2 separate regions of the Homo sapiens genome follow, and region 1 is linked to region 2. Evidence: read pairs that join two places in POLR2A ChIA-PET (ENCODE). Cell type or tissue: OCI-LY7. All regions are shown on one strand. Region 1 overlaps UBR4 (ubiquitin protein ligase E3 component n-recognin 4). Region 2 overlaps SLC66A1 (solute carrier family 66 member 1).

Region 1 (2,500 bases), 190 kb after region 2:
TTTGTAGGTCTTGGTCTTGCCCTTCTGGAACATACTGTGTGGTAGAACTGTGGGAGATGTGTATCAAACAAGCCATACTTTACCTTCTGATTCTGTGTGTTGAACTTCGCCTCACGTGCTGATAATGGGCAAGTTTAATAATTTAGGTTCTGTCAGAAAAACAAAGTATACTAGTTATCTTAATAGAGAGATTTCAATATGGGAAATTGGGTAAATGCTGTTGGACAACAAAAAAGATAAAAAGGAAACATGAGGTAACACAGGGATAGTAACTGCCTGAAGCAGTTATCAGGAAGTGGGTTCCCTGAGGGGATGTGATGCGGTTGATGCTGGGAGCAGTGAGAGAAGCTGATGATTAGAACTCACTGTGGCTGCCAGGGTGCAGGGCTGTTGCTAGGACTGCAGGCAGATGGGAAGAAGCAAGCCCCTTCTTCCTCCTGCTGCCAGTGTCCCTCCCTGTTGGCAGAACCTAAGAGGGAGCCAGCTGGCAAAGAAGTAGTGCATTGGCATAATTCTGGCCTCAGCATCACTGGGCAGTGTCAGTAGGGGTGGGTTGGGAACTGAGAGACAATGGCTTTAATAACCTTAGTAACCAGACAGCAACCCTGAGATAGATTAACTCTGGGAAGAATAATCTGTTAGCAAACCTCAGATGAGGATTTTGAGTTACATAGTTGTACCAACCCAATCTTCTCTTTAGCTCTTTTACCTGAAAAAGAGATTTGGAATGGTTTTTTTCTTGATAGTTTCCCTTTGGGTGGGCTGAAGTGGAGTCCAGCTTGCCTGTAGATTCCTAAGGGCACAAGGAAGAGATGCATGAATATTGGTATTTTCCTCTTTGATTTCTTTCTCTCCCTTTCTTTCTCCTGGTCTCATTAAAGGATATTTAAGTTTAAGAGAGGCTGGTTTGGTCAAGAGGAAATAGCTTGGTTTGTGTTTCTCCCCAGCCTTTGTTTTTTTTTTTTTTTTTAAGACCAAGTCTCACTCTGTTGACCCAGGTTGGAGTGCAGTGACACGATCTCTGCTCACTGCAACCTCCGCCCTCTGGGTTCAAGCAATTCTTCTGCCTCAGCCTCCCTAGTAGCTGGGATTACAGGCAGTGCTACCACGGCCAGCTAATTTTTGTATTGTTGGTAGAGATGGGGTTTCACCATGTTGGCCAGGCTGGTCTCAAATTCCTGACCTCAAGTGATCAGCCCACCTCGGCATTCCAAAGTGCTGGGATTACAGCTGTGAGCCACCGTGCCCGGCCTGTCCCCAGCTTTTAATAACAGTTTATTAAAACCCAGGGTGTGAGAGCCACAGTTGATATAGATACAGTCCCAGAGTCATTTACTCTTTGTGGTGTTTTTCTTCTCAAGTACCTCATGATCCAGCAGACTCCATTTGTGCGCCGTCAAGTCCGCAAACTTCTGCTCTTCATCTGTGGATCCAAAGAGAAGTACCGCCAGCTCCGGGATTTGCACACCCTGGACTCTCACGTGCGTGGGATCAAGAAGCTGCTAGAAGAGCAGGGGATATTCCTCCGGGCAAGTGTGGTTACAGCCAGCTCAGGCTCCGCCTTGCAATATGACACACTCATCAGCCTGGTACGAGGGCTGGGACCTGGTAGGGCAGGGAGGGGGGATGTGATAAGGCTTAGCCAAGTAGGTAATAGGGCTGGAGGTAATAATGCAGGACTTTTAACTGTGTTGACAATGGCATGGTTAGGGCTGAGATGAGGGTAAATCCATAACCCCTGTCTGGGTGCTGTACCATGTGTAGTTGGCTTCAGGATCTGGGATGTCCCCCTCAGCACTCTCATCCCACCTGGCAGCAGTTCCTCCACTGTGAGGTGAGTGGCCCGAGCTTCTTACCAGTGCCATTTGCTTACATCCTAGTCAGGACTGATCTCTTTGTGCACCTCTGGTTTTTACCCTTGAATACTAAAGAAATGATGAAGGTTCGAGTAGAAAAATGTATTGCTGCCTAAAGAGAAACTGTTTGGACTTAGAGGAGTAAACTGAGTATTTTGTATGTGAACAACCTAGAAAGAACGTCTTTAATCTAGCTGGCTCATGTTCTTGCTTATCGTTATATATCAAGAAAAGTAAACTGGATTATAGTTTCTTAGGTCATGGTCTACCTTTTGCTGTTGCCTTATTGAGTAGTCTGAAGGTTCCTGAAAACAGCGCCTTGCGTGGGGATGGGGTAGAACAAAGGCAGGTTCGGTAAGAGCTGCAGCGGTTGCAGCAGTGTGTGGGTCATGGTCCCAGGTTGACCAGACATCTCAGCAAGCATCTGCCTTGCTCAGAAGATCATGTTCAGGTGTAGTCCAAAGTCAGGGAGATGGCTCCAGGCAGCAGGTGTGGTGCTTGTCTGGGCAATGTGGTGGAGTTACTCCTTTCCCGTGGTTGGTTCCTATTTCAGATGGAGCACCTGAAAGCCTGTGCAGAGATTGCCGCCCAGCGAACCATCAACTGGCAGAAATTCTGCATCAAAGATGACTGTAAGCAATGCT
Region 2 (2,500 bases):
AGCTACTCAGGAGGCTGAGGTGGGAGGATCACTTGAGCCCAGGAGGTACAGGCTATAGAGAGCCATGATCACACCAATGCACTCCAGCCTGGATGACAGAGCAAGACCCTGTGTCAAAACAACAACAAAATAAGGGCTGGGCACTGTGCCAGCACTCTAGGAGGCTGAGGTGGGAAAGATTACTTGAGCCCAGGAGTTCGAGAACAGGCTGGGCAACGCTGTCTCCATGAAAAATTCAAAAATTAGCCAGGTGTGGTGGCACACGCTTGTAGTCCCAGCTAGCTACTCAGGAGGCTGAGGTGGAAGAATCGCTTGAGCCCAGGAAGTGGAGGTTGCAGAGCAAGCCATGATCATGCCACTGCACTCCAGCCTGGGCGACAGAGCTGAACCCTGTCTTAAAAGAAAACACACACACACACACACACACACACACACACACACACACAAACCATAAAGAGTTGCCCCACACAGATGAGGCAAGTGGAGAAGAGGAGCAAGGGATCCCCGGGGTTGCATGAATGACAAGGACTCAAGTTTGGGACGATGCAGCCTGTATTCTCCCAGGAGCTCACAGAGTGTGGGGGGGATGCCTAACAGCAGGGAGTCCACAGCCACCTCCCCACCGTCACAATGACAAAGCCAGAATATGGCTGATCGCAGGGGTGGGCAGGGCAGGCCTCTCCCGCTACCCGGGCACCCTGGACAGTGAGTAGAGCAGTCATTGCCTGCGTGACACCTTAGAGGAGGGAGGGAAAGTGAGGCTCGGCTGGGCCATCTCCATCAGTGATCATCACCACAGCTCGGACCGGTGAGCCAAGCATCCTGCATGCACTCATGTTGCATCTTCCCAGCAACTATGAAGTGGGGACCACTGATATCCACAAGGAGCCTGAGCCAGAGTGCGGAAGTGATGTGCCAGCGCCACCCAGCCAGGAAACTACAGAGTCAAACCCAAGACTCAGACCTACACCCCTGCTCATAGCCACCTGCCACACCACCCGCCTCAGGTCCATCTGTCACCAGCGAAGCAGAAGACTTCTGTGGCTCGAGAGAGAGAGAGGGAGAGAGGGAGGGAGAGAGAGAGACAGAGAAGCCTCTGTGGTCTGGCATGACTGCACAGCCAGAAAGTGGGCTTCCTCTTTTTTCCCTGTGCTCAGAGGGGATTTCCTCATCCAGGTGGGGGCTGTCTCTAGCTGCCTTCATTCCCACTTGTGTCAGGAGGCCTGGGCTCCCCAGCTAGTCCCTGGCTGGCCCCACGGAACTGCTGAGGACACAGAGACCAGGGAGCACCGGGAGGGAAAGGAAGTGAGTCAGCACCTCCTCTCAGGAAGCCGTAGACCCTCAGCCCTAATGTGACTCGCTGTGGGCAGAGACCCTGGACCTAAAGGTAAGGGTGCCCCAGGTCACTGTCAGCCCAGCTCACTGGACTACCTCCAGGGCCTGGCACAGGCAGGGAGGCTGAAAGCCTCTTCCCTGTGTCTTCGTGGCCCACCTGGGGGACCATCAGCACAGATGATGTTGGAAGCCTTCACCTGATGCTCCATCTCCGGCCCCTGAAAGGCCACTCCAAATTAACATATAGTCCAGGTGTGGCCGGGCGCAGTGGTTCACACCTGTAATCCCAGCACTTTGGGAGGCCAAGGCAGTTGGATCACTTGAGCTCAGGAGCTGGAGAACAGCCTGGCCAACATGGTGAAACACCATCTCTATCAAAAATACAAAAATTAGCCAGGCGTGGTGGGTGCGTGCCTGTAATCCCAGCTACTCAGGAGGCTGAGGCAGGAGAATCACTTGAACCCAGGAGGCAGAGGTTGCAGTGAGCTGAGATCGCGCCATTGCACTCCAACTGGGTGACAGAGCAAGACTCTCAAAAACAAAACAAAACACAAACAAACAAAAAAAAAACCATATAGTCCAGGTGAGAACTACACGTTTGCAAGGCCAAAGGCATTTCAAATCAAGTCCTCATGTTCTCAGCCACCACTGCCAACTGGGGTGCACCCCCACACCCCCTTGCAGAGTCTGAACACAAGGCTGCAGCTCATCCACTGCCATCCTCACCACTCCCCAGCAAGGTTGGGTATACTGTGCTCATTTGACAGGTGAGGCTGAGCAGCCCTGGAAGTGAATTAACCTGCCTGAGCCTGTCCATAAAATGGGGCTAACGACACTCACTCCTTGGGGCAGCTGCCCTGACTAAATGCACATAAAGCTCTCAGCCCTGTGCCTGACAACACATGGCAGCGACTGTTTTCAGGATGAGAGTCCAGCATCTCAACCACCTTGGGGACTCTCCCTCTCATTTCCCCCTTTCCCCAGGTTAGGGAGGAAATGAAATGGACACATCTCAGCATGTGTGTGTTGGGGGGTTGTCTCGAGGAAGGTACCTTGGTTTATGGCCCCTGCGGCCTCTCTCTCACTTCCCCCTTTCCCTAGGTTAAGGAGGAAATGAAATGGATGCACCCCAGTATGCGTGCGTGTTGGGGAGTTGTCTTGAGGA

Evidence for each region. ChIA-PET counts read pairs that join two places held together with the same protein. Peaks named below come from ENCODE experiments on the same cell type or tissue, not always from the same donor. Only the 100,000 strongest peaks of a DNase experiment are listed, where the experiment ranks them.
Region 1: POLR2A ChIA-PET joins it to region 2 with 16 read pairs; 2 of 35 experiments call an interaction of 5 or more read pairs at or near these places.

What each region holds. Positions count from the first base shown.
Region 1 is chr1:19,121,922-19,124,421 of GRCh38, reverse strand. UBR4 (ubiquitin protein ligase E3 component n-recognin 4) reads left to right here. Exons shown (of 106, transcript NM_020765.3): 66 at 1,362-1,589; 67 at 2,410-2,488. Among named protein-coding and RNA genes, the nearest start is that of UBR4, 87 kb to the left of the region's middle. RefSeq lists an enhancer at 1,070-2,269. In OCI-LY7, no CTCF peak of the experiment used is centred here; no DNase peak of the experiment used is centred here.
Region 2 is chr1:19,314,300-19,316,799 of GRCh38, reverse strand. The region is part of intron 1 of SLC66A1 (solute carrier family 66 member 1); the gene reads right to left. Among named protein-coding and RNA genes, the nearest start is that of SLC66A1, 3.2 kb to the right of the region's middle. RefSeq lists enhancers at 771-940, 852-1,351. In OCI-LY7, no CTCF peak of the experiment used is centred here; DNase peaks (open chromatin) are centred at 369, 1,039 and 2,299; H3K4me3 peaks cover 2,500 bases; H3K27ac peaks cover 2,500 bases.